Linked DNA regions of Homo sapiens: all the other regions are linked to region 3. A link is an interaction called in ENCODE POLR2A ChIA-PET data of the cell type or tissue named here. Cell type or tissue: OCI-LY7. All regions are shown on one strand. Each heading gives the region's core, and the rest is flanking DNA. Links, peaks and the distances in the headings are about the cores only.

Region 1 (10,291 bases), core at 973-8,972, 130 kb before region 3:
TCCAGCAGAAACACGTCCCTCATTTCAGTACCACTGTTGGCCTGGGAATCTGACCTATAATTTAAACCTACTTTCCCTCAACCTTTACACACTGAAGCTCTCCAAGGTGTTCACAGCCAACAGCAAAAATGCTGCTGTCTGGCGGGCGCAGTGGCTCACACCTGTAATCCCAGCACTTTGGGAGGCTGAGGCGGGCGGATCACGAGGTCAGGAGTTTGAGACTAGCCTGGCCAACATGGTGAAACCCCGTCTGTACTAAAAATACAAAAATTAGCTGGGCGTGGTGGCGCATGCCTGTAATCCCAGCTACTCAGGAGGCTGAGGGAGGAGAATCGTTTGAACCCGGGAGGCGGAGGTTGCAGTGAGCCAAGATCGTGCCACCACACTCCAGCCTGGTGACAGAGCGAGACTCCATCTTAAAAAAAAAAAAAGAGGCTGGGCGCAGTGGCTCATGCCTGTAATCCCAGTACTTTGGGAGGCCGAGGCGGGCGGATGACAACGTCAGGAGATCGAGACCATCTTGGCTAACACGGTGAAACCCCGTCTCTACTAAAAATACAAAAAATTAGCCGGGAGCGGTGGCGGGCGCCTGTAGTCCCAGCTACTCCGGAGGCTGAGGCAGGAGAATGGCGTGAACCCGGGAGGCGGAGCTTGCAGTGAGCTGAGATTGTGCCACTGCAGTCCGGCCTGGGCTAAAGAGCGGGACTCCGTCTCAAAAAAAAAAAAGAAAAAGAAAAAACCTGCTGCTGTCATGGCTTTTGAAATCACAAGCTAGAGCCTCAGTATAAAAATGAGGTGCAGTTCACCAATGGGAGCTGTTGTGTTAGGGTCTCGATTGGCCTGTTGTTGAATCATGCTCAAGTCCTGTCAGCCCAGGGCTTCTGACATCCTCAGGCTCTGAGACCAGGGCCTAGCAAACCACACTGGGTTAAGAAATCACTGGTTTGAACACAGCAAGAAAGCTGATGAAATGGGCCCTGCCACTACCACTGAGATCTTCGGTGAGGAGAACACCCAGGCTCACCGCGCCACACGAGTACTGCTTTTATACCGAGTCTGTTTTTTAAATTTCTGTACTCTGACTTAACCTCTCAGCAGTCCTGGAGGAAGCTGGTCCAACTGTCCCCTGTAAAACTCCCTCAGCAGGAATCCTCTGGACATGCAGAGCAGAAGCCAGCCACAGCCATCCTCTGCTGGAGCTCAGGCCGGCCTGGACCCCTCTAAGATCTCTGGAGAAAAACCTCACAGATTCCCAGCACCTGAACTCACTGGTTGCATCGTGCTGGCGACTTGGGCAGTGGAGGAAGCAAGAATCCCGAGCACGGTGACGAGTGGGCACCAACCCGTCTCTCACGAAAGCACCAGGGCGGTCTGATGGAGAAAGCTGTCAATCTTACTTACCGAGATCTACAAAAAGATGCTTCTCTCCCATGTTATTCTTCACAACTAGAAATGAAAGGTCAGGACTGCTTTGCTCAGCTGACCCCAGCCTCTCCAGTTTCTTTGAATTCGATGTCCAGCTTTCCTCTGTAGCCTTTTCTGTGAACATTTTATTGAAAGAAAATCCTTGTCTTGCAGGTGCTTCTGAAAAATGGGGAAATCCATGGCCTGTTGTCTCTGGAGCGCTATCATCATCTTCACTGCCAAGCAAGTCAAGAGCAGGCTGCAAAATTTTTCTCAAAAAATTACCTAAGGAAAAAAGCTATTATCATTCACCTGGATCTTCTCCACACACCGCATCTTAAGGTCTAGCCAGGAATCCACATATGACAATTTTACACAGAAAACCATTTTTTGATTTCTGGTTTCAAAACTGGGTTGCTGCCGGGCACAGTGGCTCACGCCTGTAATCCCAGCACTTTGGGAGGCCGAGGCGGGCGGATCACAAGGTCGGGAGATCGAGACCATCCTGGTTAACACGGTGAAACCCCGTCTCTACTAAAAATACAAAAAATTAGCAGGGCGTGGTGGTGCGCCTGTAATCCCAGCTACTTGGGAGGCTGAGGTGGGCGAATGGCATGAACCCAGGAAGCGGAGCTTGCAGTGAGCCAAGATCGCGCCACTGCACTCCAGCCTGGGTGACAGAGTGAGACTCCATCTTACCAAAAAAAAAAAAAAAAAAACCGAGTCGCTATAAATTGTTATATGCCACTCCTGTGACTTCCTTTTGTGAAATCTTTTACCTTTTCAATTCCATTGACTTGGGAGCCTGGTGTGAGATGTAAACAAATTATCTTAGAAGGGAAAGTTCATTTGAGAAGATGCGTCAATGCTGCTGGTAGGGCCTGAGCCTAAGAGGCTGTCATCAAGAAAACACTACTTATTAATACATACTGGGAGGACTCATCTTCACATTCAATGATTACAGAATGAAGGGCTCTCGTGCCCTTAAGAGATCATAAAAATAATAATAATAATAATGAAGAATGAAGGTTTATATGAAGAAACTGCTGCTCAGCTAACAGACAGAAGCACTGAGGAAATCTCGGGGAGTTAGGGCACTGGCAAATTTCTCAAGAGCTCATTTGCTCTCCTTTACCTGCCACGACACGCCCTGCAAACCCTGGCTCTCACAGCCGTCAGCCCCTAGGCTGCTGCTCCTACCTCTGCCTCAAACTGGGCACACGATGGACTACGGCCTCGGAGCTAACATCCACAACAAAAGCAATTCGATACATTTACTGCACTTCAACATTTATTCTAAGAACTCAGAGTAACAGCAGTACTATCTGTACCATGAAAAGTTGGTAAGAAAATCCAGAACTTCTTCAAACTCAGACATATTATTTACACCATGAAATCAAATAATTTGGCTATTAAGTTGCTTCATGTGTAACAATACTCAAGAAATGCAATACTGTAAGAAAAATTTAATTTTAATCTGTAGAACTGTTATTGTTTAGATTCATTCTTCACTTTATTTACCAGAAAGCTTGGGCCCTTACATTAACAAATGCATACTCTAAATTCACATTTTTATTTCTTCACATTAGATTTAATTACTTGCCTACTCAGCCAGGTGTGGTGGCTCATGCCTGTAATCCCAAGCATTTTGGGAGGCTGAGGTGGGCAGATCACTTGAGGTAAGGAGTTTGAGACCAGCCTGGCCAACATGGTGAAACCGCGTCTCTACTAAAAATACAAAAATTAGCCAGGTGTGGTGCTGGGCACCTGTAATCCCAGCTACCTGGAGGCTGAGGCAAGAGAATTGCTTGAACCTGGGAGGTGGAGGTTGCAGTGAGCCAAGATCATGCCACTGCACTCCAGCCTAGGTGACAGAGTGAGACTCTTGTCTCACAAAAAAAAAAAAAAAAAATTACTTTCCTACTCAAAGAAACAAATCCAATTTCTTATAAAGCACTAAATGTCAAAATCAAAGCAAAAGCATTTGGTGCTTGCAATGATATGCTGGTACAGGATGGATTACTTCTGCAATGAAGGAGAGAAAGTAAACACCAAGTGAAAAGAAATCACAACATATCAAAGGACAACAAAGCCATATAAACCTAAACTGATAAAGCTAATTTTCCTGAAAACTTAACATTGCAGCTACTTGACCCCAGACAATAAGGGAAGAGAATGCATGGTTGCAGAAATGGTGGCAATGGCAGTGCTGGGGAGGCCACAGGTCTTGGAACCCTGGCATGGAGCGACCATGGCCAGGACCATGACTGATGACTGTCACTAGCATCAACGCTAACACACTGGTCCAGCAAACCACACTGCTTTCTACTTCCCTTCCAGGATCTTATTGCCCCCAACCCTCATGAGGACAGGAACTATCTAATTTGCTGGAAATAACTCAAAAGACTAGTCAGTCATAGAAATTTCAGGTATGACAGCAAACTGGCAGAAGAGTATTTTTAGGCAGATCAAGATCTATGATCTCTTACATTTAACTGAATTCTCTTTTCTGAAAGGCTGACAATAGCAACTAGAAATGTCATCAAAAGACACACTAAAGGAAGAAACAAGGAAAAATTCTGAATTACTTCATATTCTCTGCACCTCTGGCTCTGGCAGCTCCTAATTCTAGGGGAAAGGGGCTGAGCTGGCAGCCCAGGAGAAGGCCTGATCGCATCTCTCTAGCCACACTAGACCATTCACTGTCCCCAAATGAGCCACGCACTCTTATCTCTATAGTTTTGCTTATGTTGTTCTGACTGTAAAGGCTTTCTTACCTTTGACTATACAATGAAATCTTACTGAAAGCCCAGATGAATGCCATCTGCTTTCAGAAGATACCTGTAGCAGAAACTGCTGGTACCTCACAAATTTCTATTCTCTCCTTCTTCCTGAGCAAGAGATTCTCAGCTTTCGGCCTGTGGCTAGTAGCCATGGAGCAGACGATGACCAGTACACGGCAAGCAAAGAAACAGCCTGTTTGGCACTCTGCCTCCACACCCTGACGGCAGTCCCTCCTCACTATTCACGCTTCATTTGGAAGGGATTTATTCAGATACCACTGGGCATGAAGGCCACACACTGCAGAAAGGCAGCGAGCACGGGGGCTGGAGTCAGAGACAGCTCAGTGTCTGTTTTGGCTTTGCCATCTGCCAGCTCTGTGACTTTGGTCAAATCTAAACCTTAACATTCCCCAGCTGCTTAACAGGAGTAACAACAGCACCTACCTTTTGGAGTTGCTGTAAGGAGTAAACAAGAAAATGAAACTAAGGACTTAGCACAGTGCCTGGCACATGTAACTGCTTAAAAAGCCTTTGTTGTGCAGCCTTAGGACAAGTCCCTAAAGGTATTTATTAATGCCTTCTGAATGAATGCACGAATGGTAAGGAGGACCAGGTGAACAGACCACATCGTGTCAGACAGCAGCATCAGCAAGTGCAAAGGCCCAAGCGCTACAGAAAATGTGGCCCATGATAGGAGCTGAATGAAAAGGGCAGGGTGGCGGGAGATGAGGCTGCCGACTTGTATTTATAATCGCTTTTAATAATTAATAATATTAGTAATTAATAATATTATTAGTAATATTATTGATAATGATATTTTTATTATGGGCTAAGCTCTGGAAATACCAAAGTAAGAAACAGTCCCTGCCCTAGAGAAACATTAAGTAGAATAGAGGAGATGACAAAGAAAACAGGAAATGACCTCAGGAAGTGGTAAATGCTTTGACACCATAAGCCCTGGACGTTCTCTGCAACCCAGAGGAACACTAATCCAAGTAAGGCTTAGGGTTTGAGATATGACAGAAACAGCTTCTCACATAGCTTGACGTCTACAGAATCCTAACAGGCCAGGTGAATCTGGAGGCACAACGGTTTAGACAGCAGCATCAAAAGGTTCAAAGGCCCATGGACTAGAGGAAATGTGGCCCAGGACAGGAGCTGAATGCAAAGGGCAGGGTGGCAGAAGATGAGGCTGGAGCACAGCGGGCCTCGCTTTGCAAGCTACGGCATCCATGCTTTTGCCTGAAGGCAGCGAATAATCACTGGAGGGTTTGAGGCACACAGGTGGCAGAATCAGCGCACTCTAGCCAGCTGACTGGCTAAGTAGGGCGAGAGGCACAGAGAGGGCAAGGATGATACCAACGTGTCTACTTGGGTAACTGGTGACACCACTCACTGATACACACATCACGGAGAAGATGTGACTCTGGGGAAGGATGAGGAGCTCAGCACAGGACATGCCAAGTTGGAACCATCTGTGTGGGGAGTGTTTAGAGGCAGTTGGCTGGATGGGTCTGACGTCTAGAACAATCTGGGCTGAAGATAAAGATTTCAGAGTCATCAACATAGATGCATATCAAAGCCATGATGGTGGCTGATCATCAAGGGTGAGGATAGAGTGGGAAGAGGGTCAAAGATGGACTCTACCATTACTAATATCTGAAGGATTGTGAGAAAACATTTTAAATGGTTCATTTTCAAGCCATGATAAATCTAAGTACCGGCAGCCAGCCTGCAAATGTAACAAACCACACGGCTCATGCACCTAGAAAGTCTTAATAAGTGAACAGAATGTAGAGGAGGGGTCAGCCCATAAAAAGGAAGAAAGTTTGTTATTGGAAAATCAAAACTCAAGTGGGGAAGGGGATGGGGTATAACCTTATAAGGGGGATAATGAAACTTAGGTGATGTCTGGAAAGATTGTTAACCCCATAGTACTCAGCCAATGAGGAACTGGGGGAGGGACTTGCGTGCTAGGAGATAAATTACCTGCTGTAACTGCCCTGAATGTGCCTGTCTACCAGACACCCAATCTTGTAAGGCCGTTATTAAAAGTCTCACTTTCGGCCAGGCACGGTGGCTCACGCCTGTAATCCCAGCACTTTGGGAGGCCAAGGCGGGCAGATCACAAGGTCAGGGGATCAAGACCATCCTGGCTAACCTGGTGAAACTCCGCCTCTACTAAAAATACAAAAACTTAGCCGGGCATGGTGGCACACGCCTGTAGTCTCAGCTACTCGGGAGGCTGAGGCAGGAGAATCGCTTGAACCCGGGAGGCGGAGGTTGCAGTGAGCCAAGAACGTGCCACTGCACTCCAGCCTGGGCGACAGAGCGAGACTCTGTCTCAAAAAAAAAGTCTCACTTTCACTGTTCTCCATGCCTCTAAGTCCATTCTTTGGGTTTGGATGGGTGACTGTGTTTCTCACAGGATGAGGGAGAGAGACTGAGAAGGAACGTCCAGCTGAGCTACCAGGAAACAGGCAGGTGACGAGAGCCTTGTGAAAACAGCATGCTGGGTCTCTGTGGCCACCTTCCCCTAATCCAGAAATCAGGTTCCTGGCTTTCATGCCAGTGCTTTAGTGACCATGTCCACGCCTTTTACTCTAGGTGGCCGTGAAACTCTAAGACGCTAGCAGCTCTGAACTGAATTACCTGTTACCTGAGCTTCAGTCAATCATCTGCTGTTTGGACTCTTGTCCCACCCCTGCTTTGATAAGCACTCAGGATTTGGCTTTTATTCAGACCTTCATATGGTGTTCCCATTCTAACTATGTGTTTCTCCTTTGGACTGACTTTGTTTTACACCTGGGCCCAGGCCTGAGATAAATAATCTGGTTTCACTTTCAGACTCGTACATCTAGAATTATCCCAACCCTGAAGCTCTGCCTGGAACAATAAACAAGCCATCTTTGATACGACCTGGGACCGAAGCCCCAAAGCAAGGCCGAAGCAAAGGTCAGAAATCCAGAAATGAGATTGCAGATAAGGCTTGAAATGGAAAGGCCTCTCATGCACTTTCCAGGAAACTGAAATAAATCATGTTGGAGCAGAAACCACTATCTGGACATGGATGGCCATCCCAGTATCTAGGATTAGAGATGCAAATGCCAAAGATGTCCTGAATAGGTTGATGTGTCTAGAACAGAAAGACAGGTCCAAAGCTAAGGGAACATCTTGAAAACATGAAGAAACACATTGCCATTATTTTTTTTGAGACAGGGTCTCACTCTGTTGCCTAGGCTGGAGTGCAGTGGTGTGATCCTGGCTTACTGCAACCTCTGCCTCCTGGGTTCAAGCAATCCTTGTGCCTCAGCATCCCGAGTAGCTGGGACTACAGGCATGCACCACCATGCCCGGCTAATTAGTAGAGACAGGGTTTTGCCAGCTTGGCCAGGCTGGTCTCAAACTCCTAGCCTCAAGTGAGCCGCCCACCATGGCCTCCCCAAGTGCTAGAATTGCAGGTGTGAGCCACTGCACTCAGCCTACATCGCATTTTTTAGGATAAGTTAATGACCATAAAACTTGATAAGTACACACAAAATTTTAAGAGGAATAAGAACATATGAGTTTTGAATACAACTCCATGATTTTTAAAAAGCCGTGTACTTACCAACATGAATATTATCTTTAAATGCCACATCATGGAGCTGAAATATTAAATGCCGGCTGAATTTTTCATCAGTGCTAGAATCCAAGTTCAAAACATCTTCAGCTGAGCAATTAACACCGTATAACTCTTGAAGTGCTTTACACACATACTAAAAACACAAGTAAAATGCAAATAATTTATATTTTTTGTTTTAAAATTTTTCTATAAGCAATAAGCATCTCTTTATATATCATCTATGAGTTAAAAAGTCATTAATTTCTGATCAGGCGTGGTGGCTCATGCCTGTAATCCCAGCACTTTGGGAGGCCAAGGCGGGCAGATTACTTGAAGTCAGAAGTTTGAGACCAGCCTAGCCAACATGGTAAAACCCAGTCTCTACTAAAACCATAAAAATTAGCCAGGCGTGGTGGCAGGTGTCTATAAGTCCCAGCTACTCAGGAGGCCGAGGCAGGAAGATCACCTGAACCCAGGAGGCGGAGATTGCAGTCAGCCAAGATGGTGCCACTGCACTCCAGTCTGGGTGACAGTGTGAGACTCCATCTCAAAAAAAAAAAAAAAAAAAGTCATTAATTCATTTTTTTTAATGGTTTTAATTACCAGAAAGTGTCTAGTTCATATTGAGCCTGACTCCAGCTCTAAGAATACAGCCTCTGAGACTACAAGGCACTGGGCATGAAGGCCATGCACAATAGAAAGGCAGCAAGCACGGGGGCTGGAGTCAGAGACAGGTCAGTGTCAGTTTTGGCTTTGCCATCTGCCAGCTCTATGGCTTTGGTCAAATCTAAACCTTAACATTTCCCAGCTGCTAAACAGGAATAATAATAGCAGCTACCTTTTGGAGTTGCTTTAAGGAATAAAAAAGAAAATGGAAATTTTTAGCACATGTAACTGCTTAAAAAAGCCTTGGTTGTGCAGCCTTAGGACAAGTCCCTAAAGCTTCAATTTTCTCATTTGCAAAATGAAGCTACTAAGAACTACCATGCAATATTATCTTGACATGAGCAAAAATGTTTATGAACTGCCGTCAGTTTAGATACCTCAAAGTTACGCAATAAACTGTATTTTTAATGATATTTTGGGATTCTTCTAACACCACACTGTCCTCATGCCCTCTGGCTTTACTCTTCTGTAAATTCTTTCTCAGAGAGGGCTTCCTTGATTTCCCTCTCTACATCAAATTCCCCCTACATACTCTTTTTCTCTTTATAGACTTACAATTTTAGGTTGATTTATGTGATTAGTTTGACATGTTTCCTCTGTATTACAGGGGCTCTTCCTCCATATTTGTTCTCTCCCTCTGTAGAAGCAGAATCCCAATTTTTTAGCTAGATTGGAGGCCATCCAGAACAAAGACTACATTTCCCAGGCTCCTCTACAGCAGGGTGTGGCTGCTAAGTCTGGCCAATGGGACGTGAGAAGGAAAGTATGCCACTTCTAAGTGATCCTCTAACAGGCAAAGGGCGTACCGTCCCCTTCTCCATTTGTACTGACTAGAATGCAGACACAGTGGTATGAGCCATCTTGGACAATGGAAGAAGGCAACATCTTAGGGACAGCAAAGCAACAAGCCTAGTCCCTAACAGTACGGAGCCACATTAGATATTACTTGGGGGAGAAATAGGTTTCTGTCTTGTTTAAGCCAGTTTAATTTTGGGTCTTTATTATGGCAGCTAAATCTATCCTAACGTATTATCCTCCATTAGACTACAAAGTGTATGCCATCAGACATTATGTCTCTTTGACTTACCACTTGGTAATCCTAGTGCCTGGGCACAGTGCCTGACACTTAGTAGGGACTAAAAACTATTTGATGAATGAAGTCGACTTCTGTACTTTCGGAGCTACAGAGAATAAATTTAGTGATGCTTTAGGTAGGACAAGTAATCATATTCTCCTAAATTCTATTTCCCAAGATTAACTTTAATTAAAACTTTAAGTTACTTAAATAATTAAATTATAAAATCCAGAAGTTAAACTTACATGAGTGGACAATGTTGCCCTGAAATGTGGTCCTAATAAAATACATTAGCACCAGAATTCATTCTAACTGTGGAGAAGGGGCTTATTGAAATGTGTCAGTTTAGCCACTGAACCACAGGGTATTTTACATTATCACCAATTATTATTAACCATCTGCTAAATTAGCATAAGAGCTAACCTAATTATGCCTCCTCACAGTAAGACTCAAAGGAAAAAGTACTTACTGGATTATAAACTTATTGCATACAAAGTAACCAATAAATGAAATTAATTTCAATGTAATCATTATAAAAAGCATTATATTAAGTAAAGTAATCCAATGAGAACTGTTCTATCAACATGGTAAACATGTTAAATAAAAATGCTGTATAATTTTGAACTTCGATTTCTACAGTTTCTTCCAACAGTTTTGCTGATGCAGAAGATTAGCTGCTCAAGACTCATTTGGATAAAGTAGTATAAAGAATAAGGAGAAAAAAATTCTAAACACCTACATGGTCTTTGCCATACCAGT
Region 2 (10,291 bases), core at 1,186-9,185, 87 kb after region 3:
GGTGAGCAGGGCATTTTTGGTTGAAAGAACAGCAAGAGCAAAGACATGAAGGGTTGACAGTTTCTTCCGTTCCTGGTGCATGGACCACTCTCCAGGGTGGCTGGAACAAACAGATGAAGGAGGGAGTGTCAGAGCCAGTTCCTGGTGGCCACAAATATCTCACTCAGTGCATGTGTTCCTGTTTCCCAGTAAGGAAGGGTTTTGTTCCGAGGATACAGCCAGCTTTTTTCTTTTTTTTTTGGAAGGTTTTTGAGGATTTGGAACATTTTCCCCTGTGCATTTCAGAAAATGATAGCTAATGACTGTTAGCAGCAGGGCGTGTCGCAGCTGTGCACCTGCAGCGTTGGAGAGGAGCTCTGAGGCGTGTGCATTTGTAGTCTGCGGTCCATTGCGGGAAGGACTGGGTTGTGCCTTTGATAATAGCCAGGCCTGTCTTTGAGGTGCTTTTATATAAGTTTCTAAGAGGAAATGATGAATAGGTACAAAAATATTTTTTGTACTCTCTTTTGTTTGTTTTGAATTGGTTTGTAAAGAGAGTGATTATAGTAAGTTTATAATCCTCAAGTGAGGAGGAATTAAAGACAGTTGGCTCAAATTCAGGTAAGAAACCCAAGTTAGAGAATCAAGGATAATGGCAAGACCCCCAGAAACAATGCCTTCATAGGGCAGAAGTTAGGACAGGGCTTCCTATCCGCCCAGAGTGTCCCCAGGTCTTCCGAGTGACGTCACGCCGGGCCACAGAAGGGCTGGGCGAACACCTCAGGTGCAAACCTTAGCCAGTGGGACTCAGGAACTGGAGGGAGCCCCAGAGCTGCCCGTGCCATATTGAGGCTTCTTCCCTGCATTGGGACCACATGGATGATCCAGGAAAATTCCCCTCTGTCAAGGTCAACAGACAACCTTTAAATCACCTGCCTCCTTAATTCCCATTTGTCACATAACACAGTCTATTCACAGGTCGCAGAGGCTAGCGTGTGGGATACTTGGGAGGCATTATTCCACCTGTATCATGTGTTAACCAAACCACCTCACACTCTTCATCCGACGCAGCTACAGAGTGTTTGGGGAGATGTGGCCATCAGGTGCCGAGGCCCTCACAGCTGGGGTGACCGGCTGCCTTGATGGCATTGACTGGATGTTTGCCGGACTCTTCACTTCCCTGGGGCGATAAATTGGAAGATGTTATTCAAAGGCCTAGATATTCCTGTGGTTTATTTCAGTATTTCACCGTCTCCACTGTATTATCACTAACTGCCGTGTTTGAACCGGTTGTATGTTGTGGAGGGCCGAGCCACAGGACTCGCGTAGACTCGGTACCCTCAGTACGTGTTGGCTGAATTCAGTTGCAGTGACTGACTTGGTCCTCCAATTGTTATTTGCTGTCCAGACACAGAGGCGCCTGCAGGACATTGGTGCCCCTGGGCTCAGGCACCCGGTTTCCCGGTAGGGAGGGCGGACCGGGCCGCAGGAAAGCGCGTCAGCCGGGTGTGTGCCCTGGCTGGACCGAGGGGTTTCCTCCGCTCAGTCGGCAGGGACCCTCGCTGAGGTGCGAGGACACATGGCTGACTCTGAACTCGCAGCTTCAGGGAAACCTTCCAGCAGTTTCTCCACCGCGGCTCTCACGTTCCCCGTGGCGCAGCTTCTTCGTATCACCAATGGCTCGGACACGCGGGCGCCACCCCTCTCTTGCCCTTGTCGTTGTTCTTCCTTTTGTTGGGAATGTTCTTTCTTCCCTTCCACCTGAGGATCCCTTGGCTTCCAGGCCCAGTTCAGATGCCCCCTCTTCTAGGAAGCCTTCCAGAGTCCTCTCTTCTGGGTTTTTACATAAAATATTAAAACTTCCCCATAGGCCTTTGAAAAAAATTCATCTATTTGAAGTGCAGAGTCACATTTTTGTGAGGCGAATGAACTAATGGGGGTGAGTCTGATGCAGAGAGGGAACTCGAACCCAGTGTGTCAGACGCCCGTGATCAGTGTGATCAGTGATGGTGGGTGTGCGGCCGCAGGGCAGGCACCCACTCCGGTGTGCTCTTCCTGGCAGGCTTCGAGTCTCACCTCCGGGACACCACGTCTTGCTTGAAAGCTTGCTTTAACACTGACGTGCCCACCTTCGTCTTTGCAGGGTAAGTCCTTTGAGGCCAGAGATCATGTCTTCATCATCTTTGTATACTCCACAGAGCTTTAGATAATGCTTGGCACACAGCGATTTTCATGCGGTTGGCTCGGGGTAAGGTTTTTGGAATGAAAAGTTGAACCAACGTAATTCAAAAGTGTATTAACATCCTTAGCCGGATTCACCCGGAAAATGGCATGTAAATAGTAAAATTTTTTTTTAGGTTGCATGCTTTTTGTAGTCATTTTATTTCCTTTGCTTATCATTTGTTCATAAGTTTATCCATCACAACGTATAGTTAATATCATCCGCCTTATCCTCCTCAGCCCTTGCCCTCAGTGAGTTTTCCAGGAGGGATTCATCCACTTTCTTATCAATGAGTGATTACTACATGTCATTATGTGCAAGCTACTGTGCTCGGTATTTTGGGATGAGTGAGATGGGACTCCTCCTCACAGGACTTTATACAGAGATAAGCCCGTTGCCAAGTACCTGAAGCTGTAAGCTTTGGTTGCATCAGAAGGTGGAAGGAGGCTGAGTGCGGTGGCTCATGCCTGTAATCCCAGCGCTTTGGGAGGCTGAGATGGGAGGATCACTTGAGGCCAGGAGGTTGAGACCAGCCTGGGCAACATGGGGAGACGCCTTTCTCTACAAAAAAAAAAAAAAAAAAAAAAAGAAGAAGAAGGAAGGGAGGGGGAGGGGAGGGAGAGGGAGGGAAGGGGGAGGGGAGGGGAGGAAGAAGAAAGGAATCAGTGGGATAAGAGGTTAGAAGAAGAAGGTGGAGGGAATCAGTGGGAACAAGAGGTTAGAAAGGTGGGATGGGGATGAATTATGGTGGCCAGGAGTCCAGATTTTATTCAATGGGCGTTGTGGAACCATGGAAGGATTTTCTGCAAGGTCAGGAGCCATTTGGGGAGATTAATCTGGCCAAGAATGTGCAGGGTGGAGAATATGCTTCTATTACAGAAGGTGGACCCTGGACATCGTCTTGCTCCTTGTGGAACACTGACTTAGTCACTGCAGTTAGGTGGAGCACGGGCCCTACTGTTTGGAATTTCTTTGGGGAAGTCTTAGGGGAGACCAAGGAAATCTCACCTCATACTTTTCCTCCTAACATAAACTAGCCTTTATCTGTTTCTTCTCACGGTAGCTCTGCTAAGTTGCTATTAAGATCTCTGTTTAGTGATGAGGAAACTATGGCTTGGCGAAGTTGAAGGTTGTGAGTGGTGAGGTTCCAGTTCAGGTGTGCTTGACGCCAAATCTGAGCTCCCACTACCATATTATGCTTTAACAAGGAGAGGGAAAGAAAAGAAATCATTGTGGTCCTGGGAGGGGTTGGCAGAGAGGGGAAATAGTGACCATCCAATGGATGCCAGATCCGACCCTCCCACCTCTGGCTACCATTCGGAAACTGGTGAGAGGCAGTAGGTATCTTCCAAAAATATTTGAAGACAGTTCTGCAGCTTGCAGAGGAGACATGGATTCTTGCTTCGGAGGTATTCCTGTACTTAGAGTGGTAGCAATTTTGGCTCTTTTTCCAGTTGGAATTCATTGGTAATTGGGATGGTTTATCCCAGGAATAGAATCAAACTAGCGGAAACTGTAGTGCGTAAGTTTATAGTTTGTGTGCTGGAGCTTGACCAGATTTGAACATAAAGAGTTAAATTGGATGTCTCCATAATAATTAATAATAATAACACCAAGAATAGCTGGTAACCTTTATGGAGAGCTCCCTGGCAGAGGGGACAGCTTAAAGGAAATCCTCAAAGGAAAAGTGGCAGCAAGAAGCAGATCCTGAGGGCCAGCCTGTGGATGTGGAGTGTGGGAGGAAATCATTTACTCTCATCCAGGGGAAAAGATAGTGCCCTTCAAATCAACCTTTCAGAACAGGTTATTTTCAGGCAACTGGTTTTTGGGAAGGCGTTGGTTTTCAAGGTAGTCTGCTAGTGATGTGATTGAAGTCAGAAAGCAGCAATTTTGTTGCTCTATGCAAATAGGTTTTCTTAGGTTCCAGTTCCAGTATGCTGGCTCTTTGAGTTTCTGTTATTTGACTTTTCACAAATACTGACCACATTGACATCTCCTCTCTCTTGTCCCCTTGTCTTTTCTGTGTTCCTGAAGGGGCAAAACACACCTTTTGAGGTCTGTGGAGCTCAAAAATGAAGTCAAAGGTGACTGGGTGACACAAACAGCTCAGGTAATTCAGGTCCTGCCGTTTCTGCCACGCTCCTCCTCCTCAAGCCAGCATGGCTCAGTTATCCACTCTGATGTCTACCCTTTTCCCACGTGCCTCCTCTTATTGAACTTGTTCTCTATACTGTTACGTCTCCAGTGTCTGCATCAGAGGACTGAGAGGTCTTTTCCGGCTTGCATACTGCAGGCTGACACAGTCTTAAAGGAACTTCCTACTGCACTCTGAGGAGGAGGAGCTGTGCCTTCTCGAGGTCATGTTACTTCTCCTGTACTGCAAAGGCAGTGCTCAGAGGACGTGCTGATTAAGGGAAATATAGGATCACTTCTTTTCCCGTTTTCCATATGGAAAGAAGCTTTGAAAATGCAGTATGTGCTCGAGTCCATATGCTTTGAAATCTGTGCATGATTCTTGCTTTGCTGAATTGCAGAGGCTGATGCCATCTAGATGCTGCGACCCAGGGCCAAACACACCTAAGGGTCCCAGCATGAGTTTCAATTTATAAAATACTTTTAAAAGTCAGTCTACCCTTTTAGGTCTTAATGGCCTTGCATAAATTTTTCTAGAAAATGCTCTTTAAAAAAATGATGGAGTAAAAAATACTCTTAGATTTTCATAATTTAAATGTATCTGGAAGGTAATTTATCTGCAATTCACAGTTTTCTCATGTTGTCTGTTTTTTACAGAAAAGAATATTACATGTGTATCTGCATCAGATTTCAAGATCATTGTAGTTTTTTCTTTTTTTAATTTTAAGACAGCATGTTTCACACATGATTAGATTACTTGGGAAGCATTCCTAGAAGTGACATGGCTGGGTCCAAGGGTGTAGTTTTAAAATTTTTAATACCTTGGCCAAGCTGCTGTTTGGAAATTTTGTACCTATTTTATACTCCCATAGTGCATGTAAGATGCAAAACACTATTCTAGATATTTTACATGTTTATTTGCTTTTTTCTTCTCTCTCTATTTCTTCTTTCTTTCTTTCCCTTTTTTTTTTTTTTTTTTTTTTTTTGAGACAGGGTCCTGCTCTGTTGCTCATGCTGGGGTGTAGTGGCATGATCATAGCTCACTGCAGCCTCTACCTCCTGGGCTCAAATGAACCTCCTGCTTCGGCCTCCCAAAGTGCTGGGATTACAGGTGTGAGCCACCGCATTGCCTTATTTTACATGCTTCTTCATTTAATCCTCACAAAGCCTGATGAGAACAGAGAAGGTCAGTAACCTGCCCAAAGTCACAGCTAAATGATAGAGCTGGGGGCGAAAGCAGGCAGTGCCGCAGAGCTCCACGGTCCATGTTGTTGCTGCGCCCGGTCTGCACTTCCATGGCAGCCGGCATGAGAACATGAGCAAAGAGAGGCTGTGATGAGACTCCTTCCTTCTGGGAGCCTCTGGATATGGCTATGGCCTCGTCTTTCACTCTGCTTCTTGATTCATCAGGTAGGACAGGTGCAGAATGCTTTTCCTGGGCCGAAGCCTATGGTCTTCGCATTCTTTGTGCAGCGGTATAATTTGGAAAGAAGCAATGGTCACTTTGGAGAGCCAGCCCCTTTGCTCAGCTCTCCTGTGCCCCTGTGCTGCTGTCGTTGCCCCTGTCACCTCTGCCAGCATCATTTCCCATGACTGCAGTGCTGGGGGGACTTGGGCCTGGCCTGGGTCCCTACATCACCTGAGGAGGGTCTCCAAATAGAGGTGTGAAGGTTTTACAGAGATTGTGTAGGGATTTCAGGCTTTAAACCCTTGCTTGTCTTTGCTGCTGCATTTGGTGTGAGAGATTGCAAAAAATGTGTATGTTTTTATTGGTGCAACCCTAGGGTCATACAGGGTCAAAAGGCTTCCTCTTTTAGGAAGAGTCCCAGACAGCTGCTAACTTATCTTCTTGTTCCATCCCTGTTTATGGGGGATTTGTATTTTTAATTGCCTTTCACTCTGAACAAAGACTGAGCAAGCAGAAAGTGTTGGGAAGGGCCCCAGGGAACATTCTGGCTTGTGTTTTCTTTCTGATCTGTGGGCCTGGGGGACTTCAATGTTCACTTTCCTGACAGGAGGAGACAACCATAGGAACTAGTGTGGTGTCCAGTGCCAGCTGGGGAAGGAAACCAGTTTCCTAGCATTTATGTTTCAGGATCAATGGCACATGTAGAAAAATACTATATCCCAGGGGTTCTATATTACCAAGAATACCCCTGAAGATGAAGCCCATTTTTGGATCCTCAGTTCTCATGATAATGGAGTTTGATGACCTAGAGTCAGCTTTGGCATGGGCTAAGCCAGAGCACCCTTTTAAAATGAGGATAGTAATGAGAACGACCCCATGGGGTTACTGTGAGGGTTAAATGAGATAATGTATAGAGTTTAATGCTGAGTGCATCATGGGTGCCCAGTGAATAGTCATTGCTCTCACAATCCCCACCACCACTATTATCTCCCTAGACATCAGGAGAACAATTTTGTGAAGCAACTTTGGACTTTTGCATGTATATATTTATAAACAATTCAGTGCCTGCAAATGTAGAAGCTGATTTAAGTACCTTGGCCCTTATGGTAGGAAGGTCTCTGGGGCCCCTTCACCTTGACCCTCTTTACCTTTAGAGTTTCTTCTTTCTTCACACTTTCATGAGGAAGTATGTGCCTCTTTGAACTGAATTTCTACCCAAGTACCATGGAATCTAAACAGTTCAGTGCTTTTCAACTTCTCACGTTGCATAATATTTGCCATTTGATTCAAAATTACGTGATAAAAGAAATGGAGGAGGTAAACTTGCCAGACAATTCCTGTGTCTGTTTTTGCATTTGTGCTTCTGGGTATTTAGTCTTTTCGGTTTGCACCAGGGCTTCCGTGGAGGAGGAGGGCATGTGAAATGGAGCAGTTGCTTACGTACTGGTCTCAGTGGACGGTGTGGATGTCATTCATAGGGCATGCACAGCAACAAACAAACAAACAAACAAATGCCATTTAACGTGATCCTTGGAAAGGTATTTTTATAATAACTTTAGTTTTTAAATCAAATATTTAGAATGTCATGGAGAAAGAACAATGATATTACAAATGCCATCATAAAGGAACCTTAGGGAGACTATTTTAAAGAAATTTTGAATCTAAATATTTAAAGCTTTTCTTATTTTATAAGTATTTTATGTATTTGATTGGTAAGGTAAAGCACATACGTATTGTTAGGTAAACTCGACTTAAAGGAAATAATACTTTTAAATGGCTACTTAAGATTTCAAATTTTATAAAAATATTTAGGAAAAGTATTTTTCCACTTTCTAATAAGCAGAAATAGTTTGCATTACATTTTTTCATTTCAGAACTAAACAGTGCTATTATTCACTACATTAAGCCTAGTGTGTGCCAGATTAATGTGTAATATAAATACAGTTTAAGGAAAATGATGCTGATTTTTCGTGTAGCGTGATAACAATAATATATTCCAAAGATTGAAATAACTTGAAATCTACTGCAAGCCCCAAATCCCTTATTTGCAATCCAAAATGCTCTGAAACTGAAAGTTATTATCATGACTCATTTGGCAGGATAGTCTGCCCTGAATTGACATGAAGCTATTCATAGCTTTTATTTATCCCAATCAGTGTGAATGTTCGTGTTTCACTGCAGAAATATTAACTGTGTTGGATTAAGGGGTTCTGCCCTAATTACTTTCCGGGGTGTTTTGTTCCTTGTGGTATATGGTATGTGTACCGCATTATCTTGCTAACATCCACACACTTTTGAATTCTGAAGACTTTATCTGGCCCCAAGATTTTGAATAGAAGACGGTGAGCCTGCGTCAGTATACCTAGCCCCTACAACCAGAGGCTTCTCACATCCTGGTGTTTCCAGGAACAGTCGCTCTTTATATCTGTTTCAGGTGTCAGTATTAATGAGACCCCATTCACATTCAGAAGTGCTCCATTTTGGCTTGGTCACCATACTAACCACATACCATAGTTCTTGGTAACGGCCAGCGCAGTGTTGGTGAACATCAGTACATTTCTAGTGAATTCCCATGTATAAAATAAACAAGATCTACATAAACAACATTCCAGATTGTATCTTGAAAACCTAAAGTCATTTAAAGCATTATTGGTAAGGTATCCCCGACTGCCTGTCTAGATGGCATTTCCCACGCATTGGTGCACGCTTCTTTTGATGGCAGTTCATCCTTCTCCTCACTGTGATTGCCTGTGTCCCTGTCTTCTCTTTCTAGGCTGCAAGCTCCTTCCGTCATTGCGTATCACTGTGCTGGGCGTATATAGCAAGTTCATTATTTAGTCAACTAATATTTATTGAGCGTTGGCCTCTGCCGTACTCTGGGCCCTGGGAATAGCATGGTGAACAAAACAGAATTGACTTTGGTCCTCATGGAGATTCTTGTCTACAGATTTGGGGGCCTGGCCTGGTGAAATGGAGAAGGTTTGCTGTCAAGTGACTTTGAAGCCAAATCTGAAAAATGAGTAAGAGTTAGCTTGGGAGAGGGGATGCTCTTGAGGCTGAGGGGTGACAGACGCAGAGACTTGGGACGGACCCCTCGCTGGAGGCTTGTGGGGTAAGGACAGGCTTTAGGCAGTGGAATGATGAGAGTCTGTTTGTGCTTTTGGAAGGGTGTTCTGGCTGTAGGGCAGAGCTGGGTTGGGGTTGGGGGCCGAGGAGAGCAGTCTGAATGGCTGCCTGGTCCAGGCTTTGTGGAAGGAAGGATCGGTTCTTCACCCCTGGTTTCGGTTTCTGTTCTCAGTGTGGGAGCTGTTCTTGGACAGTGCTGTGTGCTCTTCTCCGGAGTCCGAGGCCAGGGGAGTAACTGCAGTGTTCAGCCAAGTACGAGCAAGTGGAACTGACAGTTGTTCAGGCTTCCGTCTTGCACACGTCGAGGAAACGTTGTAAACAAGAAACAAAAAGCAAAGCCCTTACTCCTAGTGGGTCTTCCCTGAGCCAAGTGCTTGAAAAGCTGTGGGAGTGGGAACTGTTGTCATGATCGAAAATGAAACTATTCTGGGAATGCCAGATTTGGGGCGCTGGGAACCCTGAAGTGTCCTGCAGAGAACTGGTGGTGGAGGGGCCTCTGGAGGACAAACATCTACAATTTGCAAATCTATCAGTGACCCAGCGATGGCACTTCTGGCGGTTTTTCTTCCACCTTAACTTTGAGGTGAGGCAGAGTGACTTGGAAACCAATTCTGTGCTTTAAAATATAAAACATAAATAACTTCTATTGAATTAGCACAGAAGTTTGGCTGGAGGTAAATCTTTGGCGCCTAAATCTGAGCGCTTTTCTCTCAAATACGCACGAGAGCTCTTTGGCCGTCTTATTTCTCCTCTTCTACACAACTGAACAATTTAAATGAATTATGGACCATCACTCCTCATCTCCCCCAGGAAATGAAGCTTAGAGCCTCCTTGTTCAGCTAATTGTTGCTTGATTAAGCTGCCCCTTATGGATGGATAGATAAAGTGATTGATGCATGTGCTTATTAATACCATCCTGGTGCACGGAGGACGAATAAACCGCCAGCAGCTTCATTTAAGCACCACAAAGGGGGTTTCCTAGAGTTTGTTGTATTTGCAGAAAGGCTGTCGTCGTCTTTCCCTCTGTACTGGAAATTACTTACCTACTTGGTATTGTCTTTCTGGCCAAGTCGTTTTCTTTTGAGCTAATTTCAGACTTCCACCACAGTTTAACAATAGTACAAAGAATTATTTTTCTACATCTTTGGAGAGTAACTTGCCAATACTGATATCCCATCACTCCTGAGTACTTGAATGTGTCTTTGCTGTAACGAAGATAGTCTCCATTGAGACCCTGGCACGGCCATCAGAATCAGGAAACTAGCACCGCTGTGTGAGTCGCCTCCCACCCGCAGACCCTGTTCCTGTTGGAATGTCTCAGTCATGTCCCTTGCAGCAGGAGAATCTGATGCAGGGCTAGGTGTTGAATTTCGGTGCCCTGCCTCCTTCATTATTCCTTGACTTCCATGAACTTGACACTTTTG
Region 3 (10,291 bases), core at 1,216-9,215:
GAATAGAGATACTCAACCTCTATTTACACCATGTGTATTAGTTTCCTAGGCTACCATGGCAAAGTACCACAAAGTGTGTGGCTTTAAACAATAGAAATGTATTCTCTTCTAGTTCTGGAGGCCAGAAATCTGGAACCGGGGTCAGCAGAGCTATGTTTCCTCTGAGATCCTGGGTAGAAGTCTTCTTTACCTCTTCCTAGCTTCTGATGGGGGCGTCAATCCCTGCCACTCCTTGGTTTGCAGACATGTTGCTCTAATCTCCACCTCCAGAGTCACGTGGCATTCTTGGTGGGTGTGTCTGTCTGTGTCTCTTCTCCTCCTCTTATAAGGACACTAGTTGTATTAAGAGCCCATCCCACTCCAGTATGACCTCATTTTAACTAATTATATCTGCAATTACCCTATTTCCAAATAAGGCCACATTCTGAGCTTCTGGGAGTTAAGATTTCAACATATCTTTTTGAGGACACAATTCAAATTATAACACTATGGAAATCAGCAAACACTACAAATCAGGGCTTTAAGAAAAATAATTAAAATGTAGAATTTTTTAGAATTGGTTTCCAACACATCAGTGTGTTTGTCTGTCATATGACATCAGGACAGGGCCACTCACCTCAAATATCACTTTTCCATGGGAATTTTTCATCATAAATTTCCACATACTCCAAATGGACTATATGCTGTCTGTCAGAGTAAGATTTAAAGGTGACAACATGCTAGTTAGGATTTACCAGCCATTTCTCAGCCTTTTAAACATTTCTTATATGTGTTTCCACTATAGAAAACTTTAAAAATATGGAAGAGTAGAAAGAGAAGTTTAAAAAATTCATTCATAGTTTCATCATCCAAGGAGAGAGCTATTAATAATCCTTGAAAAATTTTCTTCAAAAATATTTTTGGAACTTTTTCTCACTTTTTCTTTTGCCATTTATATTTTTTCTTTTGTGATTAACCTGTTTGAGAACTTTGGCTTTTTTTCCTAATGCTTTTTATTATATATATATTTTAAATGTATGAGTAATACATGAACCCACTTTCAGTTAAAACAGTAAGATAAGCAAAATCCATCTTGACCACCGCCTCAATACCAGTCTTTCCCTCTGGAGGTAGACACTGTTACTAGTTTCAGGTAGATCCTTCCAGACCCTTTTCAATGCATTTTATGCGTTAATATTTTTGTTCATACATAAACCATATCATATGATGTATTTCTATGCCATAGTTTACTCCGCCCCCACTCACTAAATCGTATGTCCTTGACAACCTTTCATATTAGATTTAACTTGTTCTCTTTAACTGCTGCAACATATTTCATGCTATAAATAAGTCACAATTTATGTCATTGTTCTCCTGTTGCTGATTTTTAGATTGGTTTTGATCTTTCATGATTGCAGTTATGAAGCAATGAATGTCCTTTTACATGACTCTTTGTGCCCATGTACAAGCGTTTCTCTAGGATAAATGACAAGAAGCAGAATTTTTAACTTGAAGAGTATTTATAATTTCAATATCATGCCAAATCCCCTTTAAAGTAATACCAATACACCCTTCTACTCTATCCATTTCTCCACATCCTAACCAATATAAACATTATATTCTTTTAAAAGTTTGTTCATCTGATAGGAAAAACATGGCATTTTTCTGCTGCCGTTTTGGTTTGCATTTTTAAGAGACTGCTAGTGAGGTTTACTGGCTGCTTAATATCTGTCTCGGTTTGGTCAATTTCAGTGGGTCTTCATGCATATGGAACCCATCAGCCCCTCTTAATGGCCTAATCTGCAGTAGGTTTAAAGCTCAGGCCCTTGAAATGAAACTTCATGTATTTAATAATTGGTGCATTATGGAAATAAAGCTAGTGTTTCATCTGAATTCAGATGGTCTCTCAGTTTATTAATGAATCCATTTCTATCACTGATGCTCTTTTAAGGAGGTGTGATAGTGTCTCAGGATTTGAAAAAGTAGGATTGGATTTTTAAAAAATTTGTTAACTTAGAATTTACCGTGGAAAAAAATTCTGCAAAGTCAACTACAGAATCAAAAACTAAGCAAATCATCCAATAGAGTAATCAGCTTCACTGCCTAATCCAGGGGGAACTTCAATCCTAATTTCTAAATTCCTGAAGATTATTTTCAGTTATGTCAAAGAATACAGCAGAAGCTCTCTTAACTGATGTGATTTACATTAGTAGGTAGTTGTATAATTACAAAAGTTAGTAAAAATGGAGAGTTGAGAAATAGAAACAAATGTTAAACATTGTAACTGAAAATAAAAATACACTCATTTATCAATCTTTTATAGGTAGAGCCAAGGTGTTTTCTCTTTATATAGATCTGCTGACCTCATTTCTATGTAGTCTTTTTTTTTTTTTTTTTTTTTTTTGAGACGGAGTTTCGCTCTTGTTGCCCAGGCTAGAGTGCAGTGGTGTGATCTCGGCTCACCCCAACCTCTGCCTCCCGGGTTCAAGTGATTCTCCTGCCTCAGCTTCCCGAGTAGCTGGGATTACAGGCATGTGCCACGACACCCAGCTAATTTTTGTGTGTGTGTGTCCAGCTAATTTTTTTTTGGTATTTTTAGCAGAGATGGAGTTTCACCATGTTGGCCAGGCTGATCTCGGACTCCTGGCCTCAGGTGATCCGCCCACTTCGGCTTCTCAAAGTGCTGGATTACACGCGTGAGCCACCACACCTGGCCCTATGAAGTCTTTCTTGCATAAATCACCCCCATATGTATCATCTCCAATTTTCCAGTGTCTGTTTCTTTAAAGTGGATTGAAAACTTTAATGTATTTGAAAAGCATTCTTTGTATAGTCTAATTAAACAGCATTTCTCAGCCACTTAGCTTTCTTGCCTTTCCTCAAAGCACTCAATGATTATCATTGAAACAGCAAGTCTCTTGTTTTGAACTCATAGTTCCTTGTCTTGCATACAGCTTAATTAAATTACATGTTAACAGTAAGTACAAATGGTGCCAGTGGGTTTTAAGACAACAACTAACTCTGGAAAACTAACATCTCAACTGATGGAAGAAAAAGGAAGTTGGCATATTGGAGAAAAGCCTCCATGCGCCAGTGGCACTAGTCAGATATATTATTGAGGTTATGGGTAGAATAGGTCAACTGGGAGAGTCCATTAAATGGAAATCTTTTTAGCAGAGTTCACTCTGTTATAAAACACACTAAAGTAAATGTCTCGGTGCAAAATTAGTTTTGAAACACTCGAACTGAGAAAAGATAAAATTTAACTAGGCACAGAAAAACAGATTGGGTAATGTGGTCAAAGTGCTTTGATTTCTTGGGTAAAAAAGATACCATGAGGTAAGACATTGAATAGTTCAGCGGGAGAAAGGAAAACTAGACTTAAGTTAGTAGAACTGAGACTTAGTATGTTATTGGGAGATTATTTAGTTACGCTGGAAATAATAAAATTATTTAACCTCTTTGTGCCTCGGTTTCCTCTTGTTAAATTTGAAAAATCATTCCTAATTTACGAAATAGCATCATTATGATAATCAGAATATATATTAGTGGATGACGTGCTCCCAAAGGCAGAGACCACGCCCTGTTCATTTTTTGTGATCCGTGGCATTTGTGTGGAGACGACCCCTTTAAAAATAAAATGTGAACAAGATAATACTTGTCTTCTAAGTATCCACTGGCTGGGAAAATCAACCCATGCATAGGAGGGTTCTCAGGGCCCCCTGCAGTGTTGCCTCACCCACGAGGTGTGAGCTGCACTGGTTGGGAGTTGAATTTTTTGGCACTCAGCACACGACCCATTTCCATAGTGCACATTTCACAAGTGTTTGCTGAACTTTCAAAGGCAAAGTCACCATAGCAGCAGTAATTTTTTCTTTTTCTTTTTTTTTTTTTTTTTTGAGACAGAGTCTTGCTCTCTCACCCAGGCTGGAGTGCAGTGGCATGATGTCCGCTCACTGCAACCTCCACCTCCCAGGTTCAAGCAATTCTTGGGCCTCGGCCTTCTAAGAAGCTGGGATTACAGGCCTGCGCCACCATCCTTGGCTAATTTTTGTATTTTTAGTAGAGATGGAGTTTCGTCATGTTGGCCAGGCTGGTCTCGAATTCCTGGCCTCAAGCAGCCTGCCTCAGCCTCCCAAAGTGCTGGGATTACAGACATGAGCCACCATGCCTGGCTATAGTAGTAATATTTATATTAGACTTAAACTTTGCTGTTGATATAGTCAAAACAGAACTGTTTTAAGTTTCTTTTTCACTATATATATAGATATAGATTTTTTTTTTTTTTGAGATGGAGTCTCACTCTATCTCCCAGGCTGGAGTGTGCAGTGGCACAATCTTGGCTCACTGCAACCTCTGCCTCCCGGGTTCAAGTGATTCTCCTGCCTCAGCCTCCCAAGTAGCTGGGACTACAGGTGCATGCCACTACACACGGCTAATTTTTGTAATTTTAGTAGTGACGGGGTTTCACCATATTAGCCAGGCTGGTCTTGAACTCCAGACTCCAGACCTCGTGATTCACCGCCCCCCCACCTTGGCTTCCCAAAGTGCTGGGATTAGAGGCGTGAGCCACCACACCTGGCGTTTCACTAGATATTTTATTTGTGATGGAAGCTATCTCAGCAGTTCGGATGCCTGGCTGACAGCTGGGTCAGGATTCAGGTGCCATTGCCACTAAAAGCAAGGGCCATAACTTTCACCCAACTAGAGGGATTAATAATTCTTAATGATTTGTACTCGGCCTTCCCCTCCCTTAGTACAGATAATTGAGAATTGACTGTTACTGTTTTATTTCTTTGTTATCTTTTATGTAGTATTATTTGTTATTTATTATATTATTATGTAGTATTATTATCTTAATCAATATAATACTCCAATAAATCCAAATAACCAAATAATAGTATAAATATAGTATCAATAATATAAATACTACTAACAGCCAAATCTTAAGTAATTGAAGAAATAAAAATCACAAAAAAAGATGTTTTATGCTGGACTCCATATTTGGTTGTTTATACCTAACTTTTAGAAAATTCCAGCTTTCCCTTCTCTGAATTTCCTGGGTTTTATCTAAGTTCTCTGATTAAGAACCTCATCTTTTGGCTCCAACTATATATTCCTTGATTGTAGATTTAAATTCCCAGGTGGTTGTCTCACTAGAATCCACTCCTCCCCTCCCCTAAAAGGAGCTGATTAATTAGGTGAAAGCACAGTCCCAATAACTAATTTAACTATGTTCTATTTAAGTAGCAGGCTTTCTCTCTTGTGAGATCCTGCTATTTGATGTAAAGAAAAAAGGCCTTCTTGTCAAAATTTATCAAGACTTTATATATACCGTATAATCTTCAACCTCCTAGTTCTGCTCTGATATGTATTATTTCTTTCCTTCTTCTAATTTTGGGTGTGATTTATTCTTGCTGTTCTAGTTCCTTGAGGTGCATCATTAAGTTGTATATTTGACATACTTTTCTATTTTTTTGATGCAGGCATTTATTGCTATAAACTTCCCTCTTAGCATTGCTTTTGCTGTATCCCACAGGTTTTTGTATGTTGTTTATATTTTCATTTCTTTCAAGAAATTTTTGAATTTTTTTCTTAATGGTTGTTCTGAAGCAGGCTGTTCGAGCTCCCTGTATCTGTACAGTTTCTGAAGTTTCTCTTTTTATTGATTTCTAGTTTGACTCCATTGTAGTCTGATAAGATACTTGATATGATTTTGATTTAAAAAATTTGTTGAGCTGGTCATGGTGACTCATGCCTGTAATCCCATCAATTTGGGAAGCTGAGGCAGGCAGATTGCTTGAGCCCAGAAGTTGGAGACCAGCCTGGGCAACATGGTGAAACCCCATCTCTACAAAACTACAAAAAATTAGCCAGGCATGGTGGTGTGTGCCTGTAGTCCCAGCTATTAGGGAGACTGAGATGGGAGGATCACCTTAACCCGGGGAGGTTGAGGCTGCAATGAGCCATGAGTGCTATTGCACTCCAGTTCTGAGAGACAGAGTGAGACCCTGTCTCAAAAAACAAAAACACAGAGACATATACATAAATACTCTGCAGAATCTATGTATGTATGTATGCATTTCCCTGCAGAGGACAAAGGGCTACATAAGGGACACTACTTGTAAAGTTTTTGTTTTTTGCATGTGTGTTTTTTGGGGATGGAGATTTTTTGAGACTGGCTATCTGGCCAACTTCAAAATTCCACAAGAATGAAGATTGGGTGGCAGGCATTTGACTTGCACAGTTATGCATTTTATTTGGTCACCCAGGTCTTCCACACAACCCATTTCATTAGTCATTAGTCAAATTCAATTTTCTTTTTTTTTTTTTTTTTTTTAGACAGAGTCTCACTCTGTCACCCAGGCTGGTGTGCAGTGGCACAGTTTCAGCTCACTGCAACCTCTGCCTCTCAGGCTTAAGCGATTCTTCTGCCTTATTCTCCCGAGTAGCTGGGACTACAGGTGCGTGCCACCACGCCCAGGTAATTTTTGTATTTTTAGTAGAGACGGGGTTTCACCATGTTGGCCAGGATGGTCTTGAACTCTTGACCTTGTGATCCGCCCGGCTCGGCCTCCCAAAGTGCTGGGATTACAGGTATGAGCAATCGTGCACGGCCATAATTTTTTTGGTTTTCTTTTCTTTTCTAGAAAGAAACAGGGAGGAAGGAAGGAAGGAAGAGAGGAAGGATCTGAAGTAAATATGATAAAACTTTGTCGTAGATACCAAGGTGTTTAAAAATTGCTCTATGTGTTTTTCTTTATACTTATTTCAAACCAAAAAATTATTTCATCTTTGTAAACAATGAGGAAAATACACATAAGTTTTATAAAATGCAACACTCTCATCCAAAGAAGACTAATTTTAACATTTTGATGTATATGAGTCCAGACTGTGCCATACGTTCATTTGCCTACAAGTCCTAATATATAATATGCGTTGGTGCTTTTTGTTGTTGTTTTTTTTGGGGGGATAGTTTTTGAAGAAGCCAAAAATTTTTTAAAAAGTTCTATTTATAAGGTAGATGACTCTGAGGTTTGTTCTTTCTCTGAGTCTGCGTCGGCTCGCCTTCCTTGATTCTACGACGTTTTGTCACAGTTCCACAGTCCCGTTTGTAGATCGTGTGGGTTATTCTTCACCCCACTCTGTCCACTTGGGGGCTATCTCAGTCCATTTCAGATCTGAGACTGGACGGAGGCCGACACCCGTTTCCAAGCCAAGTCTTCCTGTGCGGCCGACATTCATCAGATCACCCTCCCTCTGTGAAACGAGGTCTCCTAACGGCACCCCCTGACTTTTTTTCGACACCCTCATACATTTGGCCCTCGGTATCCACAGTGTTCCCCACCGATGGATTCAATCAACCAGGAATCGAAAATATCCTTTAATAAATTGCATCTGTACTGAACACGTACAGACTTTTCCTTACCATTATTCCCTAAACAACACAGTATAACAATTATTTACATTGCATTAGGTATTAGAAATAATCCAGAGAAGATTTAAAGTACACGGAGGATGTGCGTAGGCGATATGCAAATATTACGCCATTTTATATCAGGGACTTGAGCATTCCGGATTTGGTATCAGCACAGGTCCTGGAACCAATTCCCCAAGGATGTGGAAGGAGGACTGTATCATTCAGGAAAAAGTACAATCCTCTGCGGTGCTGCCCCCAGCTCCCCGCCTTCACCACTGCGCCTGCGCCTCCGAGAACGGACTACAACTCCCAGGATGCACCGCGCCCGCCACCGCCCTGGCAGCCCGACTTCCTGCTGGAGGTTTCCTGTGGCTTGGGGCTCCGCCCGGTATGGGGAAAGTTTAAGGCGGAAGAGCCCTCGTTTGTCGGCTGCTTGGGAAGGTATTGGGAACAGCTTATGTTTTTCTTTCACAAAAAAGCAGCAGGCACCACAGAGAGAGACGGCTGTCTAGTTTTTTGTTGGGCACAGATCTTGCTTCTCTGAACCGGGAGAGAGGTGTTTGCCCCTCGCTGCGGGGGCCCAGCACAGGTGGTTCCTGCTGGCTGTTGTCCTTGGTCACATCGTCCTTGGAGTTGTAGGAATCCCTCCCAGACTGTGGGATAGGCTGACAATCTTGGATATTATTGTAGTGGTGAATGTTTTCTCTTTAAGGGATTTCAGTGGGAAATTTAGAGGAACGTAGAGGAGGCTGTTGGGTATTTTACCCTGCGTGCTTCCTTTAGAGATTGTTCTGAGCTGTGTACTTTGTAATCCTTGGGCCCGGGATTCTTATCATGTTCTTTTCACTGGTTTTGGTTAATGTGTTTGTTCTGAAGACAGTAGCCTGGGGGAATGAGACATCTCCTTAAGGCGCCGCTTGACTGACAGACACCCTTAATGTATGTAATTCATGGAAAACTACAGTCCCCACCTCACCCCCCTAAAAAAGCAAAACATCTGAGTTAGGGGGTGTGTCAGATTGAAATGGTTGAAGAGTGAATGGTGGCTGGAAGGTGAGCAGTTAGAAGTGATTGCAAATTCCTTTCCAGTATATTGTCAAGAAGGATAGGATGGTGGCCTGACACCCAGCTCTGCTATTTATTCTGTTATCTCTTACAGGTTAGTCTCCCTCTTTGAGTCTTAGTTTCTTGTCTGTAAAATAAGGGTGATATTACCGGTCCTCCCTGCTTGTCAGTTTTTGTGAAGGCAGTTCAAAATAAAGTATGTCAACATAGTTCCTAAACCCCACAGTCTCCCAAAAGTGAGTGAGTTGGTAATCAGTAGAGTGTCCAGTGTAATACAAGGCCAGGGCCGCTAGAAATGCCGTTCAAAGCAGACCGCATCTACAAAATACCTTCACAGTAACAGCTAGATTAGTGTTTGATTAAATAATTTAATTAAATAATAATAATTAATAATAGCCTAGCCAAGTTGACACATAAAACTAACCCTCATACCCCAGAAAGTCTTTGCTCAAATATTATGTTTTCCTAACATTTAAAATTGCAGTCCTACACACGTGTACATCTTCCCTAATATTCTCTCTTCCCGTTCCCCTAGCCTGCTTTCCTTTAGCATTTATTATCTTTGAGCCATCCCTGTATTTCTTATCTCTATCTTTATTGTCTTTTTGCCTTCTCTGGAATGTTAGCTCCACGTGGGCGGGGCATTTTTGTCAATGTTGTGAACCGATGAATCCTCAGCACCCAGCACAGCATCTAGCACACAGTGGGCTCCTAAGAAACCTTTGCAAATCACCGAATGAAGCATTAATGTGAGCACTCAGTAAATATTTTTTCAAATGAATTTAGAGCTGGAGTTCATCATGAGATATTCCTGAACAGCCTCAGTAGGAGAGAAGTAGGAAAAGGGTAGAAGCATGGCAGATTATAGGAAAAAAGAGAAAATTTTCAGAGTTTGACATCTAAGAAGTCGAAGATTTAGTGAAGAAGGAGCACAGACTTGGGTGTTAAGTTCCCTTTACCCCTTAGCTGTGTAACTTTGGACAGGTTGTCTAATCTCCTTGAACCTCAGTTTCTTCGTCTGTAAACTGGAAATAGTAATACTTATCATGTAGGGTTGTACCAGTGGTGACAAGTTGATGCGTTTAATGGGCTTAGCATAGGACCTGGCCCACAGTGAGTGTTTATTAAGAGGTGTCTGTTGCCATCACCACCATCATCATCATCATTATTCAATATCAAAGTGGGGAAATTTATAAGAAATCATTGAAGTGTACTAAAAGTAAAATTTTGGGATTTCAGTCTAGCCTGTGAAGTTGGGATGTTAAAAATCTGAAACAATGTTAACACACAAGTTTGGTTTGTACAGAGTGTCAGGGCATAGTCACTTTTGTGCCAGGTCCTTTTATTTTGTTTCAAAACAGAATGAAAATCTTTTCAGCATATATAGCCCATAAAACACAGTAATTGACATCAAATCCTTCAGTTTGCCCCAAGCTGCCACTTAAAGTGCAGAGTTAGTTGGTTCCAGGTCAGAGGTGCCATTCATTTATTTTCAACTGATACATGAGACAAAAAGTGCAGTCTTCACTGCTGATGTTCTGCTCACCAGGATTCTTTTGTTATCTCCTGAGGTTGTTGCTTTGGACAACAAGAGAGATGTTAGGTTCCAGCAAAGCTCCATAAAGACACTGACTCAACTCCACCATAAGTATAACCTGTCACCATAAGTAAAACTGAAAGGATACACCTTATCACCATACTATATATATATACTGTATACTATAGTATATACCTTATCACCATAAGTATAGCTGAAAGGTTTCCTGAAAGATCCAAAGGAATATACACTCACAGAACCCTCGATATGTCGCGTTGCTTGCATATCAA

Evidence for each region. Peaks named below come from ENCODE experiments on the same cell type or tissue, not always from the same donor. Only the 100,000 strongest peaks of a DNase experiment are listed, where the experiment ranks them.
Region 1: POLR2A ChIA-PET joins it to region 3 with 8 read pairs; 2 of 35 experiments call an interaction of 5 or more read pairs at or near these places.
Region 2: POLR2A ChIA-PET joins it to region 3 with 6 read pairs; 11 of 35 experiments call an interaction of 5 or more read pairs at or near these places.

What each region holds. Positions count from the first base shown.
Region 1 is chr4:184,663,571-184,673,861 of GRCh38, reverse strand. PRIMPOL (primase and DNA directed polymerase) reads right to left here. Exons shown (of 14, transcript NM_152683.4): 6 at 7,798-7,945; 7 at 1,402-1,689. Among named protein-coding and RNA genes, the nearest start is that of PRIMPOL, 19 kb to the right of the region's middle. In OCI-LY7, for the core only: no CTCF peak of the experiment used is centred there; a DNase peak (open chromatin) is centred at 5,121.
Region 2 is chr4:184,447,799-184,458,089 of GRCh38, reverse strand. All of the region lies in intron 1 of IRF2 (interferon regulatory factor 2), which reads left to right. Among named protein-coding and RNA genes, the nearest start is that of IRF2, 22 kb to the left of the region's middle. RefSeq lists enhancers at 221-280, 4,525-4,584. In OCI-LY7, for the core only: no CTCF peak of the experiment used is centred there; a DNase peak (open chromatin) is centred at 4,499; H3K4me3 peaks cover 965 bases; H3K27ac peaks cover 924 bases.
Region 3 is chr4:184,535,051-184,545,341 of GRCh38, reverse strand. It overlaps LINC02427 (long intergenic non-protein coding RNA 2427), which reads left to right and starts at 7,759. Exons shown (of 3, transcript NR_147158.1): 1 at 7,759-7,840. RefSeq lists enhancers at 7,419-7,748, 7,819-8,028. In OCI-LY7, for the core only: CTCF peaks have their summits at 6,928 and 7,129; DNase peaks (open chromatin) are centred at 7,151 and 7,751; H3K4me3 peaks cover 2,421 bases; H3K27ac peaks cover 2,367 bases.